Regions from separate parts of the Mus musculus genome. Here region 2 is linked to region 1. The links are chromatin loops, found by intact Hi-C in ENCODE. Cell type or tissue: left cerebral cortex. All regions are shown on one strand. Links, peaks and the distances in the headings refer to the core of each region. The heading gives the core; the rest is flanking DNA. Region 1 overlaps Plat (plasminogen activator, tissue). Region 2 overlaps Ikbkb (inhibitor of kappaB kinase beta).

The links. A loop is a pair of places that touch in the nucleus more often than their neighbours do. Peaks named below come from ENCODE experiments on the same cell type or tissue, not always from the same donor. Only the 100,000 strongest peaks of a DNase experiment are listed, where the experiment ranks them.
Region 2: a loop joins it to region 1, with 2.0 times the contacts of the local background. A loop is called at or near these places in 2 of 42 quality-filtered maps.

The regions. Positions count from the first base shown.
Region 1 is chr8:22,781,790-22,787,167 of GRCm38, forward strand. Plat (plasminogen activator, tissue) reads left to right here. Exons shown (of 14, transcript NM_008872.3): 14 at 159-1,059. The coding sequence ends at 317. Among named protein-coding and RNA genes, the nearest start is that of Ap3m2, 21 kb to the right of the region's middle. In left cerebral cortex, for the core only: a CTCF peak has its summit at 3,310 (motif pointing left); a DNase peak (open chromatin) is centred at 3,320.
Region 2 is chr8:22,683,164-22,688,541 of GRCm38, forward strand. The region is part of intron 5 of Ikbkb (inhibitor of kappaB kinase beta); the gene reads right to left. Among named protein-coding and RNA genes, the nearest start is that of Ikbkb, 21 kb to the right of the region's middle. In left cerebral cortex, for the core only: no CTCF peak of the experiment used is centred there; a DNase peak (open chromatin) is centred at 3,272.

The sequences.
Region 1 (5,378 bases), core at 231-5,230:
TCTCTCTCTCTCTCTCTCTCTCTCTCTCTCTCTCTCTCTCTCTCTCTCTCTCTGAATCAAATACTTTGAGGGCTGCAGTCACCAAAGTACAAATAGCAATAGAAATCTTCCAAATAGTCTGCCACGCGTACAAACCACTGACCTATGCTCTTCCACAGGGTGACTCGGGAGGCCCTCTGGTGTGCATGATCAATAAACAGATGACATTGACTGGCATTATCAGCTGGGGCCTCGGCTGTGGGCAGAAGGATGTGCCTGGGGTCTACACAAAGGTTACGAATTACCTAGACTGGATTCACGACAACATGAAGCAATGACAAAGAAAGCCCAGCTCCTTCAATCCAGAGGAGGACCTGCCTTCCTCTTCCTCTTCTACAGAAGATGCGCCTAAAAGGCCAAGCATTCTTTACACCATCATCTTCGTGAGCTGCCACTCGGGAGAGGGGAGGGGGGTCTTTGGGAGCAGATGTAGCATTTACCTGTGACAGGTACTTCACAACTTGTAAGTTTTAAGGATGAAGGTCTGGCTTTAGAATAAATCCTGTCAGATGAGATGACAGGGAGATGCCAACCTTCCTATAACTCTAGGATTTTAAAAAGAGAGGTAGACCAAAGTCTGCCCTCCTGGTCCACTATGTTGTACACTGAACCACAAGATCATGTCTCAACAGCAAAAAAATACAACTTGATCTTTCAGGAGTGAAAGTTTGCACTGGGGACAAGAATGTGTTTTTATAGTTACACAGGGGGCCCCACAGGGCCTCCACGAGAAGGAAGGGGTATCTGGCCGAATCACAGCACCATAAAATCCTTGAGATCATGCACTCCCCATCCCTCCACACTCCTCAACTCTTGGGACATATCCCTTTGTATACAGTGTAAATGTCTTTTTCTTTATAAACTCTATAGATGGTTGGGAGAACTGTATGATTTTAATAATTGATGAATAACACTAGTATATTTATATTTTAATCTATTTTAGTTTTTACTTTGTTACTATAACTTTGTATTATACTGTACTTAAATAATAAATTCAGAGGTATTTTTCACACTTTTCCACTGGTGCATATCCATGGCTTATTTGTGTTCACATTTCTTTTCTTTTCTCTTTTTGAATCAATTGAAAGATTTCCTTTTATTCAGTCAATGTGTGGAAATTTTCACCCCCAAGGCAATATTCTGGGTGCCACCCAATAGAAATAGAATGGGGGAGGGAGCTGGAGAGGTGGCTAAATGGTTAAGAGCACTGACTACTATTCCAGAGGACCTGGGTTTAATTCCCAGCAACCGTATGGCAGCTCACAACTGTCTGTAACTTCAGTTGTAGGGGATCCGACACCCTCACACAGACATACACGCAGTCAAAACACAATGTACATAAAATACAAGTAAATACATTTTTTAAGAAGAAATAGGGCAGGGAGAGTTGACATGGAACTTAAGTGAACTTTAAAAAAAAGTCTTTTGAAATATTTATTGTATGTGGGGGGGCAGTTATATTGCATATGTGGAAGTCACGGGGTATGTGGCAGAGTCTGTTCTTTGCATTCACCGTGCGGATCCTGGGGCTTCGACTCAGGAGTGGGCATCTCTACTCACTGAGCCATCTTGCTGGCACAAAGCTACAACCTGCCATCATGGGACTGAGGGTTGAACTGAGGGCCTTGTATGTACTCTACCACTGAGCTGCAGCCCCCCCCCCCGCCCTATCCCCCCTCCCCCATCTGATAAGAACTCTCGATCAGGACTGCAGACTAGAAACCAGGAACCCTGGAGACCAAATAACTGTTTTGTTCCAGGAGGTGATAAACTGAAGATACATCTGGAAAAATCAACCACACTATGACCACAGTCTGAGCAGACAGCTGTGTTAGTCTGTGGACAGTAACTACGGCAACACCGAGGAAGAAAACCCTTACTGACAGCAACGGCTCAACCAGAGATGGTTCAGTCAGACTACACGTTACTGTCTTGGTTGCTTTCTCCCCCCCCCATCCCCCACCCCCATTCTGCTTTGGTTTTCTACTCCCCAGGAACAATTAGCTTGCAAGCCAATGCACACAAATGTGCTGCTTCAGCCCTGCCTCTCCAGCATCCCCTTTCTTTAGTGTGTGTGACGTGGGTGTCGGCAGGTGTGTACGCACGGGAGTGCGGGTGTTCAAGTCAGAGGAGACCTCTCAGAAGCCGTTTCTCCCCTTCTGCCACAGGTTGGAGCATCACACTTTAGGCCTGTGTGGTATGCACTCTGTGGCTCATCTCTCTCTGGCCCCTGCACACTGTCTTCCCAATCATGGGACACAACCTCTGTCCCAGCTTTCTTCACCACATCTTCGTTCCAAGAGTCTATCTCATGATGTAATGCTTGCTTTTGGGTGTGGCTAATTAATTTCTTATTTTGGAAGAGAAAGAAAAGTCTTATCTCTCTAGAATTTATTGGTACTGCCCTGTTAGAGGCTCTTGGGAGAAAAGTAGTTTAAACTCACAAAAGACATTTGCTAAAGGCCAGGGACTTGATGGGGGAGGTGTCAGGTGATTTCCCGAAATCTCTGAAGTACCCAGACCAGTTCCACCCATTGGAGTCAGAGACTAAGTCATAGATTTCTTGACTTCACATGAGTCGGCCTTCATGCTCTGATCTAAGATTTTAGACAGAGGTGCATCTCAGTTCATTTCTGGAAAAGAACGCTTGAGATAGCAGGAAGCAAGGCTCTCCCAGGCCCTCGGGTGGAAGCTGGCTTCCTCCCTCCCCCACTGGAAAAGACTTTCTTCAGACACTAGGATTACTGAGACTGAAACCGAAGCTGAAAAGCCTCCTGGGATGGGAATACAAAGTCAAAAGGCCCCAACATTCCTGAGGGGAGTCCTGGAAACCATACACAGATGAAGACAATTGCTCATTCTTGCAGGGAAGTGTCCAACTGGACGGTCATATGAATCATATTAAAGGGTCAGGCGAGCTCATCCCTGCCCAGAGTTGGTTAGGAAATGCAGGGTGCGAAGTCTGGAATTCACCAGAAGGGGACCAGTCAAGGGGAAGTCAATGCTACCTCATTATTCCTGGTTGGTAATACAAGAGGATAGCAGACCCAAAGAGCAACTATGATCCCAGATAACTGCATGGTGGGTTTTGGTTGTCAGAGACCAGAGGAGCACAGAGCCCAGGTCTGTGCATGGCAAGGTCTAATAGACTTCAATTCCGTATACAAAAGCTGAGCACACAATCTTTAGTGTTTCAGATCCCTTGGGCTTCTCATCAAGTCCCTTTTTAAAGCCATTAACAATCACAACCAGTTTTGATGGCACCTAGTCACCACCTACTGGCATAGAAGAAAATATAAGTTGATGACGTTTCCTGCTCCCAGGCCCAATCCCTCTAAAACAAGACCGAGGGAAGGGATACAGCAGTCAGCCCTGATCTGTACAGAACCCATTCCAAGATCCCAGTGGGAGTTTTGTTTTTTGCATATGTTTTTTTAAGTGCTTTACAATTTCAGTTACAAGTATTGTCCTTACTGAGGCATTCACGTGGGATTTTTGTTCTTATTGGGAACTTTGAATTTCTCATTGAGAGGAAGCATTTTCTTTCAGTCTTCTTATTTTTTCACTGGCCTATCCAACCCCCCCCCGAACCCCCCCCCCCCCGCATTTACTTGTGAAGTAGGGCTACTAAATAAAATAGCGGTTACCTGAGCACAAAGAGACCAGATACTATGGCCATTGTTAAGAGTGGAGACTGGCCGGTCCTTAGTGGCCAGCGAGACCAGGGGCAAGGTGTGATCTGTGTCCAGGGAAAGATGGGGCCTGCCAGGGTGGGATGGCAAGTCAGTGAAAGACTTCATCACGCTGCTCAGAATAATACACAACCTGAAAGGTTGCCCTTTCCTGGGGTTTTCCATTTAATATTTGCAAAGTTGCTAGGGAAAAGGGAGGGCACTGTACTAGAGACATGTGTGAGAAGTGGGCAAAAAAACCCAAATAAACCAACCTGGATCCATGAGTGAAGCCACTTACAGCCAAACCTGATGACTTGAGTCCTCTGGAGTCACATAAAGGAAACAGAGAAGTGACACCCACCCTACCCCCACAGGCTGTCCTTTCATTTCATCATGAAGGCTGTGGTATATAGAACCTGTCTCCCAATAGAGACATACATATGTAGTGTCTAAGAGAAACAGAAACTGAACTTTAAAAAAAAATGTTCAATGGTGTTTTGGCTGTGTGAAGCAGTTGCAGTCTCTGGAACTGGAGTTACAGATGTGAGCTTCCACGTGGGTGCTGGGAATTGAACCCTGATCCTCTGGGAGAACAGCCAGTGCTCTTTACCTCTGAGCCATCTCTCCAGCCCCAAAACTGAGCTCTTAACAAGCACAACACACTTCCAGGTAGTGAACAGACATCTGTTGGGGTGCACCGTGTGAAAGCTGACTCTGTATATACAATTGCTGATCACTGTACCAGCTGAGAGCTGGCCTGACTTTGGTGGTGTTATTCTTAGGCCTCATCATCTGCCTCGGTACTTTGTAAATACCCCTCCTTCCTCACCCATTGATTGGCTTAATAAAGATCTGACAGCCAGTAGCTAGGCAGGAAAGGGAAGGCAGGCTGAGAGAGGGTCTCTGGGAAAAGAATCAGAGGCGGGGATTCACCACCAGATAAGGAAGTGGTTGTAGGTACCGAGAAGGTGGTTGGACAAACTGGGACAGAGAGAGCGGCAAAGAACTAATCACATGGTGTGTCGTGGGCTAGGATAAGGTTAAGTTGAATGAGCTAGATGGGAGATAGCCCAAGCTAAAAGCGTAAGCTATACTAGAAATCAGTAAGTCCCTACGTCATTTAATCTCTGGCAGGTCCAGAAAGTCCTGCTATAGATGTCTAGAAAATTGGTTTAGAGAGTTATCAGTGACTACTCGTATCAACTGGCAGCATTAGACTCCACCTGGTGCTTGGAATGAGACTCACTCTTTATAGGCTCTGTGTTTGGATTCTTGGTCCAGTTGAAAAGGATTAGAAAGTGTGGTCTTATGGGAGTAGGTGTGTCGCTGGGGGGTGAGCCCTGAGGCCCAAAAGCCCATGTCATTCCCACTCTGCTCTCTGCCCCCTACTTGTGGGTCAAGTGGTGAGCTCTCATCATACCTGCCATCTTGCCTTTGCTCCGGCATCACGGACTCTAACCCTGTGGAACTGTAAGCCCAATTAAACACCTTCTTTAATGAGTTGCCTTGGTCGAGGTGTTTTGTCCCAGCAATGGAAAAGTAAGTAAGATGCCCATCTCCCTCAGAAAAACCTCTACAAGAGACACTTGGGAACTGGCAGCTCCACCCTCTGCCCGTGTGGCACACAGGAAAGGACTGGCATGGGCACCTGGGGCTTTAATGGCT
Region 2 (5,378 bases), core at 223-5,222, 99 kb before region 1:
ATAGGTGTGACCTGGTTGGAATGGGTGTGTCACTGTGGGTGTGGGCATAAGATCCTCACCCTAGTTGCCTGGAAGTCAGTCTTCCACTAGCAGCCTTTGGATGAAGACAGAACTCTCAGCTCTTCCTGCACCATGCCTGCCTGGATACTGCCATGCTCCCACCTTGATGATAATGGACTGAACCTCTGAACCTGTAAGCTAGCCCTAATTAAATGTTGTTTTTTATAAGACTTGCCTTGGTCATGATGTCTGTTCACAGCAGTAAAACCCTAACTAAGACACCCAGCATGCATGAAGTGCTGAAGTATCACATAAAGACAAGCCATGGTGGTGTTTGGGCAGTTGGGAGGCGGGAAGATCAGCAGTTTAAAGTCATCCTCTAGGGAGATCAAGGCCGGCCTGCAATAGACCCCAGTTAGCAAAGTGGGAGGGGACACGGGAAGTGGCACAAAAATGTTTTGAAAATTCATAGTGAAAGACGCCATAAAGTTCAAAGGCAAAGGGAGTTGGGAAAGAATATCTGCAGCATACACTCCACAGCAAACAGAGCCTTTAAAATTCAGGAGAAAGGGGATGGCAAGTAAATCAATTAAGTAATCATAAAAAAGAAAAAATGAAATTAAAATATTTTATAAACATTACAAAAAAAATCAGCATAAAGCAAAGATCCAGCTGGGAACTCTAGCTGCCCAGGAGCCTGAGACAGACTTGAGGCTAGCCTGGGCAACTTGTTGAGACTGTTTCAAGATCAAAAGTAAAAAGAGAGGTTGTGATGTAGCCCTGTGGCAGAGCACGTGTCTACGAGAATGAAGGCCTCCGTTCAATGCCCAGAAGGGGACAAACAAAGGTGAAGGGAAGATAACTCTCTCACACAAATGGAATATGAATGACAAGCGAGGCAGTGGACAGCTGCCCATGCTGACATCAAAGACTATAGAGTGAAGCAACAAGGGTGCTCCGCCACACTGCTGGAAGAGGCACAAGTATTCTCTCTCTCTCTCTCTCTCTCTCTCTCTCCATCATCCATCTATCTATCCATCATCCATCCAAAATCCATCCATCTATCTATCTATCGATCCATTCATCTGTCCATGCATCTATCTATCTATCTATCTATCTATCTATCTATCTAGGTATCCATCCATCCATCCATCCATCCATCTATCCATCCATCCATCCATCCATCTGGCTTGAACTACAGTTTCTGCCTCTGAAAAACTAGCTTACAAAATTGAAAACATCACTGCTTAGCACACCTGAGAGTGAACTACAGTTTCTGCCTCTGAAAAACTAGCTTACAAAATTGAAAACATCACTGCTTAGCACACCTGAGTTCAGTCTTTCTTCACATCACAAAGGAGAGGGGAGTTGGGAAAGTGGCTCAGTGGCAGAGTGCTTGCCATCTTGAAAAGGGGCGAGGAAGAAACTCTGGACATGGTGGTGCCTGTAATCCAGGGCTCAGGAATTATGGGGTGACTAGGAAGGAGTTCAAGGTGAGCATGAGAATCTGCTCGTATGGAGAATCTGCCTCAAAGGTCTTTCTCCCAAAACAGGGTGATAACACACATATACAGATACTGCATAACGTAGAGTAACAGCTAGAGAAATAAGTTGAAATTTCGTTATAATCAAGAAACACCTAGTTACATTATGACAGATCCATATTATACTGGGCAATCCTTTGAGTATGTGTGTGGTGTATGTTTTCACACAAGTGATGTTCGTGCACGTGCAAGCCAAAGATGTCAGGGTTCTCTGGGTAACAAGTTCTGACTGTCCTGGACTTGCTTTGTAGAGCAGGCTGGCCTCAAACTCACAGAGATCTGCCTACCTCCACCCCAAGTGCTGGGATTAAAGGAATCAGACAGGTAAAACTCTAAGTGCTTTCTTGGACTGAGTAGCCCCTTAGGTGGCTAAAACAGCAAGCATTCTGACAGGCAAGGTCTTCAAACATCTTTTTTTGAAACAGATCCTCAATGACCCGTGGTCAGTCTGACTGTATAATGACCTGTGGTCAGTCTGACTGTACAGTGACCTGTGGTCAGTCTGACTATACAATGAGCTGTGGTCAGTCTGATTGTATAATGAGCTATAGTCACTCTGACTGTATAATGAGCCGTGGGAAGTCTGACTGTATAATGAGCCATGGGTGGTCTGACTGTATAATGAGCCGTGATCAGTCTGACTGTGTAATGAGCCGTGGTCAGTTTGATTGTATAATGCGCTGTGGGCAGTCTGACTGTACATTTCACAAACAGTCCCTGAGGAACAGTGTCAGGAAGTTGTTTAACACTGTCTTAATTCCAAGAAAACCTAAATTGGTTTAAACTGGATGAGACATGCAATGTTGAGACAAAAGAAAAAAATGCTGTGTCTGGAAGTTTATCAAAAAAATCTAAACCCTTGGATGTTGTGATAGAGTATACCCATAAAAACTGAAAATCACAACACATAAAAGTTTAACTAATCTCTCATGCTCCAATTTGAGAAATGAGCTGAAACACTCAATTTTAGACTATGCTGTCAGGCTTAGCATGCGTTAGTTCCTGGGTTTTATCTACAGTACTGAAACAAACAGCTCTCTGGACTACACGCTGGCCTGTTCTAGCATGGATTCTGCAGAGATCCAGGTGTGGTACTTGCAGAAGACAAAGGGCATCACTGTAATTGCCAGGGTGGTACCCAGGTCTGCACCTAGGATCTCCCTGGGTTTACAGGACGGATGCGACTTGATTCCAAACCACGTTTGTTCAGAAGATCAAACAACAAGTCAGGAAGCAGGGAAGAGCAGTCAGACTTCAATAAAGAGAACTGGTTGAGAAGGGGCATGCCTATGAAATCCCATCTTTCAACATAAGTTTGAAGAGGTAGTTAAGCTCTTTTCAGAATGCTTGTTAAATATATGTTACACTGGGAAGAAATGGAAAGACAAATGAACCAGAAAATTTGGGGTGTCAGAAATCAGAAGACCAAGAAAAGGCAAAACTGGACATGCAGGGGCTGGAGTTGTATCTTACTGCCTGAGTGAAGATGGGGGGGGGGGGAGCAGAAGGAGGAAAGAAAGACAGGGAGGTGAAGCAGGAGGATGCAGGAAGCCAACCAACGGGTGGCCCAAGCGAGAGGATGTCTGTTATTAATTAAAACATCGAGTCTACCAGGAGCTGCCTGCCCAGCCTGTTGGTGGACTTTCCAGGTAAGGCTCAAGGTCTGGCTCAAGTTTTCTGAACTAAAATAGGTTCTATGACTAACAAGCAGGGCGGAAGGAGGAGGACCAAACGTTAAGATGAAAGTGCAGACTCATCCTTCCATTTGCTCAGTGGCCGTGAAGAGAGGAATTCTTCGAGGGAAATCAAGAGTGACAAGCAAAACCTACGGCTATCCCCTAAAGGATGGAAAAGCTGAGGGTCCCTGGTGTGGTGTGGGAATAGCAAGAGCAGAGCAAGCAGGGGAATGGCTGTGGGGATCCTGTGCACGGCAGGCTGGCTACTGCACTTGGAGACATGCGGGAAGAAGGGGTCTGGAGCAGATAGTGATGAAAGTATCCTTCAGCCAGGCATAGTGATACACATCTGTAAGCCCAGGATTCAGGAGCTGAGGTGAAGGGCTGCTGTGAGTTTGAGGCCAGTCTGGGCTGCTCAGTGACTTCGGGCACACAGCAGAAAGTGCCCTTCTGAAAAATGGATTAGCAAAAAAGCCAGCATGGGGTCCCGACAATGACTTGCTATGACAATGTACTGCTGGAGGCAGTGGGGACAGGCAGGAAGAAAAGGCTATGATAGGAAAGACACACTGGATTTGAGGACCTCTATTCTTCTACTTTTGGTTTGTCTGTTTTGAGCATGCCCTCTGGTCCCTAGCTCAGGTTGGCATCAAACTTGCTCTGTGGCTGAAGATGATTTTAAATTCTAGATCCCTCCCCCCACCCCCAGAGCTGGAACATGTGCCAACATGCCAGTTTATGAGTTACTGGGCATCACGCATACTAGGCAAGCGTTTTACAACTGAACTAACTACAGCCCAGCCCAATTTTGAGAGTGTTTAATGTGCTTTACTGTCCTCTCAGGCAGGCACAGTAAGGAAGGTGCAAAGAACCAACAGGGGAAGCTGAGCTTTAAAGATTTTGTTTTATTTTGGTTATTTTGTCTGTATGTGCGCATGTGTAGCATGTGCGTATGTAGACCGTGTGTGTGTCTGCTGCCAATGATGGTCAGAGGTTTTTAGATCCCTTGGGACTGGAGGCTCAGGTGGTTATGAGCCACCATGTAGGAACTGAAATCCAATTTTAGATTCCTCCAAAGAGTAACAAGTACTCTTAACTGATGACCCAAAAGATGAGATTTAAACCTGATGTTCATTCATGTCTGGGGAGGCAGAAACACGGGCCCAATGGAAAAAGAAGATATCAGAAAAGGGTCAAGTTTTTAAAATAAGAAGTTCTAGAATTCAATTTGAGAGTGACTTTGAGAGAGATATTCTGCAGACATGGGCACGCAGTTCAGGCTAGAGAAGGGACACGGGGAAGATGATGCAGTTGATAAGGATGCTCAAAAAGCCAGGCAGGCAAGGCCAGAGTAAAACAGGGTGGAGGGGATGAAGAAAAAGCAAGAAGGTGATGTGGGAGATGGGGCGTGGCCTGGGGCATGTGCAATACACCTGTAGTCCTGACATCCGGGAAGCAGAGGCAGGAGGATCATGAGGTCAGTGACAGACTGGGGGTCACTGACCAAGGCTCCGTGGTAGGACAAGGAGGGCAGCCACCTGCCCCTTAGCCCTGACTGCTTAGGGATTTGCTACTTCACTGGCAGGAAGAAAACACTTCAGTGCTTTCTAAAGGACAATAAACAAGACTGCTTAGTGGAACTGTAACTCCCACGGGCTATTTTGGGGTCATAGTACGGGAAGTCCGAACCGTTGGTGCTGCCTCTACGTCTGCCCCAGGTTCTCTTGTCAGTGGAAGGCACTGATCTGACAGGCTTGCTCTGGCACAGGAAGCAGGCTTCATCTTTGTCTGTCCATTTTCTGATGTATAAGTTACTGGAGCCGTATTTGGCAGCTTACAACTCACAGCGAGAATCTGTGTCCGGTACCATGATGATGCTTTCTATGTGTGGCTGTCCCAGAGACTAGGGGCAAATAAACTTAACCCAAATGGGAAGTCAATGAAGCTGGACCCTGTGGCCGAGAGTGTGGCTTGGTAACTAACTGACGTCAACCAAGCAGGGAAGAGCTGTGGTGACTCCGGCATCGAGGATTAGGGTCGCACTGAGGTCACAGTGTGCTCAGGATACAGAAGGGTTCGTAGCTGAGCCGCTCCAAGTAACGCTTTTGGGCTGGCTTAGGAGCAGAAGTTACAAGGAAAGAAATCTGATGGGCCTCGG